Regions from separate parts of the Homo sapiens genome. Here regions 1, 2 and 3 are each linked to region 4. A link is a contact called in ENCODE Hi-C or POLR2A ChIA-PET data. All regions are on one chromosome and are shown on one strand. Each heading gives the region's core, a stretch centred on a gene start or an enhancer-like site at or near the end of the contact. The rest is flanking DNA. Distances are from core to core; before and after follow the strand shown.

The links. Hi-C counts contacts between places; a loop is a spot of excess contacts on that map. ChIA-PET counts read pairs that join two places held with the same protein, here RNA polymerase II (POLR2A). Pooled maps may share reads with other maps.
Region 1: a loop to region 4 is called in a pooled map, with 2.9 times the contacts of the local background. The contact joins two enhancer-like sites. A Hi-C loop is called at or near these places in 1 of 168 maps with a recorded cell type or tissue (cardiac septum) and 2 of 50 pooled maps. POLR2A ChIA-PET finds 5 or more read pairs at or near these places in 2 of 52 experiments (BJ and OCI-LY7).
Region 2: a loop to region 4 is called in a map of mammary epithelial cell, with 3 times the contacts of the local background. The contact joins the promoter of CPMER here to the enhancer-like site in region 4. A Hi-C loop is called at or near these places in 2 of 168 maps with a recorded cell type or tissue (chondrocyte and mammary epithelial cell). POLR2A ChIA-PET finds 5 or more read pairs at or near these places in 2 of 52 experiments (AG04449 and MCF 10A).
Region 3: a loop to region 4 is called in a map of chondrocyte, with 2.6 times the contacts of the local background. The contact joins two enhancer-like sites. A Hi-C loop is called at or near these places in 1 of 168 maps with a recorded cell type or tissue (chondrocyte) and 1 of 50 pooled maps. POLR2A ChIA-PET finds 5 or more read pairs at or near these places in 2 of 52 experiments (MCF 10A and WTC11).

What each region holds. Positions count from the first base shown.
Region 1 is chr22:27,783,872-27,786,999 of GRCh38, reverse strand. The region is part of intron 1 of MN1 (MN1 proto-oncogene, transcriptional regulator); the gene reads left to right. Among named protein-coding and RNA genes, the nearest start is that of MN1, 16 kb to the left of the region's middle. RefSeq lists an enhancer at 1,076-1,603. Within about 2 kb of position 1,635, at least 4 of the 41 ENCODE cell types and tissues checked have a DNase peak (open chromatin) inside an H3K27ac peak, as active enhancers do.
Region 2 is chr22:27,713,125-27,716,542 of GRCh38, reverse strand. CPMER (cytoplasmic mesoderm regulator) reads left to right here and starts at 1,573. Exons shown (of 5, transcript NR_186699.1): 1 at 1,573-1,662.
Region 3 is chr22:27,747,460-27,751,042 of GRCh38, reverse strand. MN1 (MN1 proto-oncogene, transcriptional regulator) reads left to right here. Exons shown (of 2, transcript NM_002430.3): 2 at 1-2,766. The coding sequence ends at 128. Among named protein-coding and RNA genes, the nearest start is that of CPMER, 34 kb to the right of the region's middle. RefSeq lists an enhancer at 720-1,590. Within about 2 kb of position 2,107, at least 7 of the 41 ENCODE cell types and tissues checked have a DNase peak (open chromatin) inside an H3K27ac peak, as active enhancers do.
Region 4 is chr22:27,419,527-27,423,052 of GRCh38, reverse strand. No RefSeq gene overlaps it. Among named protein-coding and RNA genes, the nearest start is that of LINC02554, 110 kb to the right of the region's middle. Within about 2 kb of position 2,217, at least 18 of the 41 ENCODE cell types and tissues checked have a DNase peak (open chromatin) inside an H3K27ac peak, as active enhancers do; they include mammary epithelial cell, where a contact is called at or near this core.

The DNA.
Region 1 (3,128 bases), core at 386-2,885, 360 kb before region 4:
GAATTTGTAATCCTGTTAGGCCTCCGGGAAAGGCATGATTAATTTACTTGTACATTTCACTATTTTGGGTCAGTTTAGTTAATAAGCATTTATTTTGTGCTCAGCGCCTGTGAAGCATTTTGCTGGGATTAGAAGTGTGTGTGTGTGTGTGTGTGTGCGCACGGGCATTAATGGGCCCGGATTGCCTGGCATAGAATAATGGCCACCAGTAGTCTAGGTTCCCACCACCTCCTCAGGACAGGAAGAGGAGGCGAGTGGCGCCTTTCACCATCACTCGTCCAGGAGGAGGGAGAAAAAGCCCAGTCGTTGAGCAAACCCAGCCTCCCAGAACCTTGGAGACGGCCAAAGAACACGGGCTTCCTTCTGGTGCCTTGGTTCTCCGACCCTGAGAGTTTCCCAGCATTAATTCTTAATTGACTGGGAGTTGAGCACTCGTGTGGGCCAGAGGTCTCTGCACATGGGTGGACAGTTGGGAATCTTCAACCTCTTTGCAGTACCTTTTATGCTGCTTCCTTGACACATGGTGGTGGTGGTGGTAGGAGGATGTGTGTGTGTGTGTGTGTGTGTGTTTAACTTTTAAGAAATGCATCGTTTGACTTCCAAAGAAGGAAGAAAAAGTATGCATAAGTCTCGGAAGCTGAGAAAAGGAATAACAAAGCAAAACAGCCCTCAGCTTTGGCCTTTCCTAACACTGAGTCTGTAAAGGGGAGCATGTGTCATTTTGATGGTGCGAGCACTTCAGCCTGGCTTCTTTGGGGGGCCCCCCTCTTCCTCTCTGGGCTCCCCACAGCCTTCCTGTCTCTCTGCCTTCAGAAGATGGGCTAAAATTCCACTCAAAAAACAACCATCAAAATGCCAGGGTTCGGCCATAACAGTTTTTGAGAAATGGTGTTTTCGGCACCCCCCACCATTTGCTTAATTCCTCGCTCATCTCGTCGGTTCCCACCAAGGCCTTGCCTTTGCAGAGTGAGGGCCAGACGGAGTCTTTGCGGCGCTGAGCCAGCCTGAAATGAACTGAAGGCGCTGAGGAAACAGGCATTTGGAGAGATGAGGATACAATTTCTTTTTTTATGTGGGCCCGTTAAAGTCTAATGGACATTGGTGTCTGGCCTTAAATTTGGAGAGGGTCTTTATCTAACCCTTAAAACTGGAGTCGTTTCCGGTAATTACGACACCCCAGGCAAGACCACTAAATCTTCCAGAGGCTTGTCTGGATGGCCGTGGTGGGGCTGGGAGGGGCCATGGGGGGGGGGCACACCTGTTACCTGTATCAGCTATAATTATGACATTTCTAGACTCCTGGTTTTAAAGGAAGAATTTATGGGCTAGGTAAAGCCGGAAGAGAGCAGCCAGAGGCGTTCTGGCTTATGGCAGCGAAGTTGCAAGAGCCCCCACGCTCGGTGCCCATCACGGCCCCTGCATTTCCTTAATGAACTAATTTAGTTCCCCAACATTTGGTATTAAGTAAGTAGTTATTTTGGGAATCGAAGAGAGAAAGAGCTGGAAGACTTTAAAAAAACTTTTTGGAAAAAAGAAAAAGTATTGCATTTTTAAGTTTGAGACGTCTTGGCGTCCAGGCGTAAGATGTGGGGGAGGACTCCTTTGGTGCGACGTGGCCGGACGTGGAGAAGCGGCCGGCCCCATCCCTGCCTGTGTTTTTGCTTCTCGACAGAGGGGGTTTTTCCGTTGTTAGGAACGGCGGAGGCCACAACACCCAGACTCCGAGCAGTTTGTTTGGAAGTATTGTTTAGATTATTCTCGCTTTTCAAATTGAGACAAACTTGGTTTAATGGGAAAATAGCAGTATTACTATCTTGGTGTGTTTGCTTTAGCGTTTAAAAATAGTTTGTTTTCATATCCCAAATTTCATCCTTTCCTTGTTTGCTTGTTTGATGGAAACCCGTGTGTGTGTGTGTGTGTGTGTGTGTGTGTGTGTGTGTGTGGCGGATGCCAGCACGCACATCTATATAGATGCCGGCGATCAAATAGTTGCAATCGTCCAACCAAAAAACGATTGCAATTTTACATCTGGCTAAAGGGACTCATACCATTTGTTTTTAACTTAAACCATCTTGTCCCTTCCTTCGGCATCAGCACACCACTCCCCAACTCCCCCCGACCCACAACCCAGCAGTATTTATTTCTTCCTTAAAAAAAGGAATGCCGGCCTGTTCGCTAAGGTCCCTGTTGGAATAGATTTTCAGAGGTTATGTATTAAATGTGTTTGAGGGCGATTTCAGCCCTCAGCCTGGTTGTCCCAGTACTAATGGTAGCAGGGCCTATTACAGACAGGCAAAGAATATTGTAAATGGCTTATGCAGAAAAACCATTTAGATAAAAATGCAATTTTCCCCTCTGCATAGAGTGCTAAGAATTAATAGCACATTCTTTCTAAATGGGTATTTTTATATTATATTTTCCCCCTAATGAAATTCTTTCCCCAAACAAGAGCATGTTTCATTTTAAACTTTAGAGTAAAATTGATCTGTTTTTAAGCCTGCAAAAACTGGTGTCCTAGTTCTCAGCAGGCCCCTACCTTCCCTCCTCTGCGTCTGAGATTTTTGACATTAGATTGTGTAGCGGATGGTAATGGCGGTTGTGTTTTTTGACAGTCCATCCACATTGAGGCTGAAATAGAGAGAAAGGCTGGGTTTGCCCACATTTTGGGTGGATATGGGGGTGTTTGGCGGTTTCAACAAACAGAGAAACTGGTCCTGAAATCTGAGCCGTGTGCACTCAGGCCTGGCCTGGCCTGGGAGGAGGCTCAGTTCCCTGCTCCCTGGGAGTGCCTGTGATCCCCTAGGTGCATCCCCTGCTCCTGGCTTCTGTATGACTGCAGGGGAGATCCAGGGTCCCCAGTCCTGCTCCCCTTTATACGACTTCTGGGAAAGGGGCTGCTTCCAGCTCCCGAGTACCCTCTGAGGGGCAGTTCTCAGGGGCCGGCTCTCTGCCAAGGCCTCTGTGGCCATTTTGGGAGGAATGGAAATTCAGAACTTCTTAGAAGGCTGACTTCAGGCAGACCAGCAGGAGCCTGCGGCGGCATCATCGTGGAAAGTCTTTGAGAGCTTGTTGCACTGGCCGCCATGGGCCAGTGTCTGCTGACCCAGTTTTCCCTGCCTGGGTGTGTG
Region 2 (3,418 bases), core at 324-2,823, 290 kb before region 4:
GTGGCAGATTGTGTTTTTCAAAGATGGTCATAACCACATCTCTCATTCCTTATGCCCTTGTAGAATCTCACCATTTTCTCATCAAGAAGTTGAGTGGAAGTTCCCTCTCCTTGAACTTGGGTGGGCATTTGAATTGCCTCAATCAGCAGAGTAGCATGGAGGTGATGCTATGACTTCTGAGGTTAGGTCATGACAATGCCATGCACTTGTGCCTGGTTCTCCTAAGTTACTCCTTCCCAGAACCTGGCTGCCATGTTGTGAGGAAGCCCAAGAAGCCCATGGAGAGGAATGGAGACCCACCCCCATGCCCCCAGTGGATAGCTCCTGCTGAGCTCCCAGCTAACAGCTAAAACCAATTTGCCAATCATGTGAGTGAGCTATTTTGGAGGTGGGTTCTCTGCCCCACAGTTAAGTTGTCTCAGCTGATGCCATGTGGAGCTGAGATGAGCTATCCCGCTGCACCCTGCATAAATTACAGATTATGATTGTTGTTGCTTTAAGGCACCATGTTTTGGGGTAATCTGTAATACAGCAGTAGATTACTGGAACAAGGAATAGGTAAGATAATGCACATGAAGTGCTTAGCACCGGACTAGGTGCATTAGAAGCACTTTTTACACAGGAGAAATTGAGCACAGAGACAGCGATGGTTTGGCCCAAGGTCACACAGCTACTGGACATGTTTTCCCGCTACTGCTTCTGCTTCTTCTCTGCATGGAGGTAGTGAGGATGTGACTGTTGAGTTCTGAGCTGATCCCAGGGCTGGGGGACTAGCTCCTCTCCCCGAAGACTGGCACCCATTGCTGAGAGCAGGGTTTATCAACCAGATCTGGGTATTTCCAGACAAGCTTGCTGCAAGTCACCTCCTCCCTGCCTCTTCCCTCCCAGGCCCTCAATGGCTGCCCCAGGAAGGTGGGGAAAAGTGGTTCGACTGGGCATTGGCAAGTGAAGGGCCCTGGAGGCGGGGAGGGGGCATCTCCTGGCACCAGCCCCTGCTTCCTGTCTGCCTGCAGCTCCTCTTCCCAAGCATGAGTGGCTTTGAGGGAGGATCTGGGTGACTCTTTCCTCTAGGCTTTAATAATACTGTTAATTAAGCAGCCAAGAGAAGAACACGGCTGGCGCCAGCGAGGGGACAATGGTCTGAAAAGGGAACAGAGAGACGCATCAACAGCTTCCCATGCAGGGCTTTCAAAAGAGCAGCTGTGGGGAGCAGGCGGGTGGGGGACAGAAGGGACACCGCCAGAGCCGATCGCAGTGTGGCTGGGCAGGGAGGCGCTGGGATGAGCCCATGCCAGCTGTCCAGCTGTGCTTCTCTCTGGCACCCCCTGCCTTCCCAGCTGGACGAGGGCTTCTCTGGAGCTTCTGGACAGGCTGGATGAAACAGGCAGCCAGAGGGCACCAGCTGGTCCACCCAGACCCCCCATGACACCTTATTTTGCCTCCATTTCCTCATCTACAAAATAGAAGGGTTGAACTAGTTTGCATTTCTTCTTATGTGCTGATCTCAATAGAAGGTGACTACTTGGAACGTTGACTTGAGAATTTAGAAGCCGAATCAATGCTCCACGGAGAAGCATGCTGGGATTGATTTGTGATGTCTGCCACGAATATAAGATTGGCCATTTGGGGCATGAATGCTATTCATGGATTGGATCTCCTAAGGTACATTCATTCAACCAATAAGTAGTTAAAAACCACCTACTAAGTGTAGGTCTTCTCACTCTCATCTAGTTTCCTCATTTATACAATGAGTACCTAGGGAGAAGTAGAGTCATCCCTCAGCATCCAGGGGGAATTTGTGCCAGGATACCACATGGGTATGAAAATCCACAGATGCTCAAGTCCTTTATATACAAAGGGAGTATTATCTGCATATAACCTACGCATATCCTCCCACATACTTTAAATCATTTCTAAACTAGTTATAATACCAATACAATGTAAATGCTATGTGAAGAGTTGTTATACTGTATTGTTTAGGGAATAATGACAAGGAAAAAAGTCATGTTCAGTACAGGCACAACCATCCATTTTATTTTTTCCAAATATTTTCACTCTGGTTTGTTGAGTCCATGGATGTGGAACCCACATATATGGAGGGCCAAGTGTACTTTCTTTTTCTCTGGGCTGTGATCTTTGGAGACAGAACAAATAGGAAGAAATCAGGGCCAAGAGAGAAGAGATATCAGGAGTGCTCAGAAGAAAGTGGTGGTATTTGCATATCGCCTTAAATCGGGTTGGCAAACCACAACCCCCGGGCTAATAAAGTTTGATTGGAATACGGCCACACCCACGTGTTTATGTATGGTCTGTGGTGCAGAGTTGAGTGGTAGGAGGGACAGAGAACTTATGGCTCACAAAGCCTAAAGTAGTTACTGTCTGGCTCTTTACAGGGAACCTTTGCCGACCCTGCTGTATACAATTCAAGGCATTTTCCCAGTCATCCTATCACTTGCTTTTCATGCCAACTCTCTGAGTTTAGCAGGGCAGACATTATGAAGTCCCATTTTCCGAAGAGGAAACTGCACCCCAGCCCCAGAAGGCCAGGCCTTGAACTTGAGCTTCCTATTTCTTTCCCTGGGCCCCCTTCTCCACGCTGCCTTCCATCTGACTCCAAAAGCTGCCAAGCTTTTTGATTTTGCTTCTGAAATCTCTGGCATCAGTCTCAGCCCCCAGTATCACTCACCTGATTGATGCTAACATCCTCCGGGATTTCTCCTTCTAAGCTATCTGATAGTGGCTAGAGAGGTTTTTCTTAAGCCCAAATCTAAATCAGGCCACTCCCTTGCTCAAAGCCCTCCCATAGCTCCCCCATGCTCCACTCCAAAGCCTGAGCTCTTTAGCATGATCTGTAAGGTCCCTGCTGCGCTTGGAGCCTCCCCTCTTCCCTGTGTATTCTGGAGGCATGTTGCTCCTTTGCTCCTCCCAGGAATTTCTCTCCACCCCTTCACACAGGATTTCTCGTTGCTAAGACCTCATTCTTTAAGGCTCAACTCAGTTCATGAGCCTTCTCTGCTCCCTCCCCATGTTCAGCCAGGTTAGTGCCTCCCCTGCCCATACTGACCTGGCCATTTGGGGCGTGAAGGCTATCCATGGATCGGATCTCTGAAGGTCCACTCATTCAACCAATAAGCAGTTAAAAACCACCTACTAAGTGTAGGTCTTCTCCCTCTGATCTAGCTTCCTCATTTATTATTATTCACTAGTGCACAGGCCTAGCATCCAGTAGGCATTCACTAAATGCTCTCACAGCCTTGCTGATGGGAACTTGCCCTCAGCTCTGAAACCCCAGGCCCCACTGTTAGCCTAATGCAGAGAGGTGCCCAGCCCCCGAAGACCCCCGAGGGCTCTCTACTCCTTCCCTCTCTATGGCTGCCCCAGGGCCTGAATGGCTTGAAGCTGTGAATTTGCTAGGCAA
Region 3 (3,583 bases), core at 858-3,357, 330 kb before region 4:
AGTGCCTGTCTGTCCACTGCACAGACGACGTGGGTGACGCCAAGGCTCGAGCCTCCGTGCCCACCTGGCGGTCCCTGCATTCTGACATCTCCAACAGATTTGGGACATTCGTGGCTGCCCTAACTTGAATGACAAGAAAGATCCCCTCCTCTACCAGGCCCTTCCTCTCCCCCTGTCTGTTTCCTTCCCCCTCAACCTTACCCCACCCCTCTGTTAATTTGAAAGGGCCACTATTGCTGAGTGGATGAGTTTTTTTTTTTTCTCTAGGTTGGTACCTGCTTAGTGGCATATGGACCGGAAAGGGTTAATTTAAAGGGGGGGAACCTCAAAAGTTTTTTTAAAAAAGAAACTTGTCTGCCACAGTATGTTACCAGTGTTAACCCTTCTGCAGTTAGCAAACTTTTGCTTAAGCCTTTTTCCTCTAGATACTCCCCATGTTTCGGTAATCTTGGCATACATTTTTTAGATGACCTCTTTCCTTGTTTTGTTTTCATGCTGCTGTATGTCCAAGTATTGTTATTTCATAATAAGACAAGAGTTGCTTTCTTTTTTATTCTTTTTCCTTTTCTTACCCCCTCCCCTTTTATTTTCTTTTTGCTTTGTTCACTGCTTATTAAAATGGAAATCCTGGAGAATAGTAGTTCTGGAATATTGCCGGGTGAAAGTCCAATTGTCATCACAATGTTATATATTGACACCCCAGTGTCATCAGTCAGGCAGGAGCCAAACAATGAATGCCCCTCTTAGGTATTCCGCCTGGGATTTTGTTTTGTCTGTTCCCTAAGAAAATATATTTTCATTCCTGCAAACACAGTGCTCAGCCTTCAGTTCCCTTCCACTTGAGTTCTCTCTTCTCCTGCTGGAAGCCGCCCCTCTCTGCGATGGACGTGAGGACGTGTCCAGCTCTGCTCTGTGGGAAGGAGTTGGAATGTTCGACAGCAGTGTTTTCTCTCCTTTTCTGGGCCTCCTCGCAAATGCCCAGGCCCTGCATTTTCACGCTGTGCTAAGCAGCCTTTGGTCTGCATGGGGGATGGTGTGCTCCCAGCCTGCAGTCTTTGGAGCAAGGCTGCTGCCCGTGCCTTGGGTGCTGGAGTTGGAGGAGGCTGTTCTCAGCCCTTTCCCTTTTCTGAAAGCTGTTCCTGGCCGGGCATCCCAGGGAAGAAGGAGGGGACTGCGTGTATCTCCTCCACCTCTCCCATTCCATCCCCAGTCCAGCCTGGGCAACCCCACCCCTGGGAGGGATGAGGCACCCTCTTGCTCAGCCTGCTCAGCCTTCTCTGAGCCTTTGCAGGGATCTGCAGACTCCTGAGGGCTAGAGGACAGAGAAAGAGAATAGAATGAAATGACTTTGATTCCTGCGCCTTTTAGTTTTGAACTCTGGAATTCCTCTGCCCCCTCCCCAACATTTTTTTGGAATCTCACCCTGTTGCAAAACTAGAGCCATGTCCCAAGCATCTCACAAAGGAATAACTGCTCTGAGCAGAGATGAGTGGTGGTTGGCAGGGGCAGGCAACTTTGGGTGCTGCTGATGCCTGCAAAAGCCATTTATGGCTTGTGGTGGGGGGCACATAGATTCCCCGGTGGGTTAGACAGGAAGTAACTGATATCACTTCACCCAAATATATAACCGTGATGGTTATCTATTTAATTTCAGTTTTTGTTAACGAGCGTGTCTTACTAAAACGCTCCACTTTGAGCTCCCCCACCCCCTCCAGGTCCTCAGAGTTTGCAGATCTGGGCTTTCTAAAGCAAGTGACCTGAAGGCTCTGGGCTCACCATACAACACCCACGTTGTTTATTTCAAAGAACTTTTCAGCGAAGGGAGAGGAGCTTTCAGAAAAACCTCACTCTTTCCCCTCCCTTCTCCCCTCTTTCCTTCTGCCGGTCCTTTTGGCTGGGGTCTGAGTCTGCGGTTCTCGCCTGGGCAGTCTTGACGAGGAGCAAACCCCGCCTTCAGAGGGCAGACAAAGCAGGTGGCATGAATTGATCAGCGAGAAAGGTGTGAGCCGAGGCAGTTCCTGCGTTCTGCTACAAAAGGAATGGAAAGGGAAGGGAATTTCCCCCCACCATGGGCTGTGGGAGAGTTGACCGTATTCTGGGCAAGACTCCATGACCCCTCTGATTCTGCAGTGTACAGCTGTTTGAGAGCCTCATCATTTTACTTTTGAAACAGGAATGATTTCTCCTTAATTGCTTAAGGCCGGGGAGCAAAGTGTCTTAACTTCTGTCTTTGACTTTCCCAGCGTTGAGTCATCAACACTTTGCCAATTAGCTCATGGTCCTGGCAACCTCAGAAACCCCTGAAGTTTTAAAAACTTTCTCGCTCCCCACGACCCCAGAATGAAACAGCTTTAAAAATAGCCTTAAGCAAAAGGATGTTATTTCATTAAATTTGGTTTAATGGAAAGAATAAAAGTAAATGAAAAACACACCCTACACACTAGACTCCGAACACTGGTAATCAGTACTGCATAGCAAACTCTTTGGGAAAGAAAACGAAAATGTTATTGCACATGTAAAATATGAAAACTTAACTCTGCTGTGTGTTAGGCAATCCTGTAATCTTTTTTGACTCTTAAAAGAAATTCATTTCTGAAATGCTTGGTTGGAAGACTGTGACAATAGCTCATGAAATTGAGTGTTATTTTTTTCTTTCTTTTTTAAAAAAATATGTAAAGTGCAGTCTTCTGTATTCCTGCATATTGTATATACCTGTATATGTTTTCCTGAGCAGTTAAATAACAATAAATATGACGTTAATGGTGACTGTGGTATATTTGTGGGTGGGGCTCGCTTTCTTTGTTTCCTCCCAACTCTATCCCCTTTTTACATCAGTCTCTTCAGATTCTATGGGACGTAGGGGTGTAGGTTTGGATGCTGTAGTGGGTGTGTCTGTGTGTGTGTGTCTGTGTGTGTGTTGATGTTCTAAGTTGGGTCATTTCAGTATTTCTCAACCTTGGCACTATTGACATTTTGGGCCTGTTAATTCTTTGCTGGAGTGTAAGGGGGGCAACTAGGCATTTGAGGAGGTTGAACGGCATTCCTGGCCTCCACCCACTAGATGCCAAAAAAAAAAAAAAAAAAAAACCTATCTAAACATTGCCCAATGTCTCCTTGGGGGAAAGATCCTTTGGGGGCCAAGAACCCTGTATCTGACTCATGTAGGAGGGAGGGGGCAACGGAAGTGCCCCCCCCAGTGGCTGTGTAGGGTGATGCTTATGCTTCTGGGTTCTAGTGTTCAGTTTCAGATCCTAGTAAGCCTGGGAATCTCCTGCAAGTTATGCAGCTTCTCAGCTCCACCTTTTCCTCATCTTTGAAAGGGGTCTAGCTCGTGGGGTTGTTATCGGAGACAATGCACTGGACACAACATGTAGGAAGGGCTTCATGTGCATAAAGCGTCAGCATCAGCACCATAATCTTACCACAGGGCAGCCGATGGCGGTCTGGAGTCACGCTGTCCTGGGGCGCATGCTGCTTCCTCCCCTTACAGCCATGGACCTTGGGCAAGCGGCTTAACTACAGCCCCCAGTTTTTTTGTTTCTTAAGTGGAGCAAGTAACATCTAGCTGGAAGCTCACTGTGAG
Region 4 (3,526 bases), core at 968-3,467:
CTCATCCAAATCCTCAAGATCCAGGCATCCCGTCCTCTAGAATCTTTCTGGCCAATTAAAATACTGGTCCATGGGTATTGAAATGTCAGAGGGGAAAGCTCTTAGGGAGTAACAATTTCTAAACTTACACTTTGCAGATGAGCAGACAGAAGCCCAGAGATGGCAAGAAACTTATCCAAGCTGCACAGCAAGTCAGGAAGAGGTAAAAAACCATGACCAGATTTTAAGGCCAATACTTTCCATCCACACTACTTACTCCCTAAGGCAGATTTATTTACCTTTGCATCACCTGGGCCTAGCTAGCACAGAGGTGATGCTTGTGGAGTGTCATAATGCACATTGACACCTTAAAGCATTAAAGGCTTTGACAAGTCTTGCAAGAAAACAAACCATTTTAGTTTTGTGTAATACAGCTTTGTTTGAACTTGTGCTTGACTCTGGAACCTGTTTGTGACTGTAAACCCTGCTATGTGCCAGGTACTTGGGCTAAGACTATTTCTAGTTTTACAACATCTCCCAGCTGGAAATGACCCAAACCACATCAACAGTAAAACAGATTTTAAAACTCTGGTATGTTCACACAAAAGAATATTATACAGCAGTGAAAATGAATAGACTATAGCTCTGTGCAATAACATGGAGAAATCTCACTGTATAATATTGGAAAGAAGAAACCAGACACAAAATAATAATAATATGATTACTATGACTATTCCCTTTACATAAAACCCCAAAACAGACAAGGCTAAACTATGTTGTTTTTAGGTCTGAAGAAAACGCAAGGAAATCATGACCACAAAAGTCAGGATAGTCATGAAATATTGTGGGGAGGGAGGGAGTAGAATCGAAGAGAGTCAAGAAAGTGCTTCTGGCTGGGCGCGGTGGCTCACGCCTGTAATCCCAGCACTTTGGGAGGCTGAGGCAGGCAGATCACTTGAGGTCAGGAGTTTGAGACCAGCCTGACCAACATGGTGAAACCACTTCCCTACTAAAAATACAAAAATTAGCTGGGCATGGTGGTGGACGCCTGTAATCTCAGCTACTTGGGAGGCTGAGGCAGGAGAATTGCTTGAACCTGGGAGCTGGAGTTTGCAGTGAGCAGAGATCGTGCCACTACACTCCAGCCTGGGCAAGAGAGCGAGACCCCGCCTCAAAAAAAAAAAAAAAAGAAAAAAGAAAAAGAAAAAAGAGAAAGTGCTTTAGGTTGTTTCTTGCGCTGGCTGGTGGTTACATGGGTATTTGCTTGATAGTGAATCATTCAATTATGCAAAGTCATATTTTCTGCATTTTGCTGTAGTTTTTAAATGTTTTATAATTGAGAGAATAATAAAGGTTGTGCTATCCTTAGCTCAGAGAATGGACTCTGAGGGCAGGAGTGGAGGTGGGAGGGTTTGAGAGGAGGCTGCTGCAGTCACCACTGCACCGATGGTGGCCTGGACTGCAGTGGGGACCACTGGGATGGAGGGACCAGAGGGATTCACGAGGGACTTAGCAGATAATTTGGCAACCCCCAGTGTGTTCACCAATGTGTTTGAGCTCCTGGCTTTGAACCACTGGCTCCAGGACTTCCTGTTCATAGTCCCTGACATTCAGAACCAGGAGGCCAAATGGGCCTCATTGGGGTGCCCCCAGGACAGAGAATGTGAAGAGCTTCGGAGAATGCCATGGAAAGGCGGCCAGGAAAAGAGATGGGGAAGTTGAGTGCAAAGAGAGAGCGGTGAAGAGGCGGTCCTTTAGAGCTGTCAGCATGGGGCCCCAGGCGCTCCGCGTGCCATAAGCAGCTTCTTTGGATTGTTTTTTGGCCAACACGCACAGGTCGGGTGGTGAGCTGGCCAGGACGACCCGTGCAGATGTGGTTGCAGCTGGAGGGGGGAGGCGTGCAGTGATCAACGAATAGATGAAAACCCAGTCCCCAGGTAGCCCCTCTCCGGCTCCCCAGAGCGTGTTTTCTTGCGTCTTCTTTCCCACCTCCCGGGGGTGGCCGTGGTGTTTTCTGTCTGGCTGGCGATGCCTGGCCGTGCTCGGGAACACAGTCCCCTTCAGAAGTGCCCCCCGAGTCTACCGAGCCATCCAAGCCCTGACAAACTCTTGAGGGAAGCGGGCGTCGCAGGCCCAGCTGTGTAAATGTTTTTGGTTTTCCTGCTGAGGCTAGGGGTTGAGTCCATGCCAAGACAAGCCTCGCTTGAGTTTTCTTTGGCAAGGCGGCCCGGCTCAGGAATGTCAGGCAAACTTTCCAAGTGGGATGGCCTGTTGGTGGGACCTGGGGCTGAAAGCTGAGCCTGGGGTGTACTTTGCCATCATCTAATTACCACATCCCCAATTAGAGTCAAGAAGCTGTGCCCAGGCTGGTCAGATGGGAGCCATTTTCTCGGTGTGCCCTCCCCTTTCCTGGAGGGATCAGGGCTATTTAGGGGGCTTTCTGTGGGCTTCCCCAGTGGGCATGGGTGGGAAAGTGGCATTCAGCATCCTCAGAATGATGGAGCTTTGAAGGGGATGTGCCGACTCCATTCTGGGCCCAGGCTGTGAAATTGGGAGAAGTGGCCACACCATCACTGTGAGGTGTGTGTTTTTCTTCTTCTTGTTTAACTCCATTTGGCTAACTGTGACTTGGAGCTTTCTTGGTGGATCTCATGGAAGAGAAAATCTAGAGCAGGGCTTCCAGATGGAAAATACTCCAGTGGTAGGCAAACTACGTAAATGAATGGAGCTGGCCAAGAGTGAGGCAACAGGGAGCGGCGGGGACTGGGGCAGAATGGGAGCTCATACCCTTTCTAAAGGGGCGGGTGCCTGTAATTTCAGCACTTTGGGAGGCTAAGGCAGGAGGATCACTTGAGTCCAAGAGTTCAAGACCAGCTTGGGCAACATAGTGAAACCCATCTCTACTAAAAATACAAATATTAGCCGGGTGTGGTGTCACACGACAGTAATCCCAGCTACTCTGGAAGCTGAGGCAGGAGAATTGCTTGAACCCAGGAGGTGGAAGTTGCAGTGAGCCAAGATTATGCCACTGCACTCCAGCCTGGGTAACAGAGTGAGACTCTGTCTCAAAAAATAATAAATAAATAACTAAATAAATAAATAAGGGAGTGGGTTCTTCTCAGCTCTAGCAAAGCCCAGCTGCTCTGGGTGAATATAATTCTCATGTGGTCCAAACATCTGAAATTCCAAGAGAGACCCCAAAGTGTATTTTACGCGAAATCTCCCCATCTCTAAATATTGGCAACTAATTAGATTTTTTTAAAAAAATCAATGAAGTGCTGTATTAGCCAAACAAAATACATCTGGGAGCTGGACAAGGTCTCCAGATCACCAATGTGTGACCTCTGGTCTCTGAATTCCTGACCCATAACTGCAAGCCGAGTGGACAGATGGAGACAATGACATCATCCACAACAATAGCAATAACAAAAACCTTTTGTTTCTACTCTGGGCCACCCTAGGTGTCATGCAAGCATTTTGTATGCGGAGCTTCATTGAAATCTCACATCAACCTGATAGGAAGATATCATCACGCCTACTTTATCGA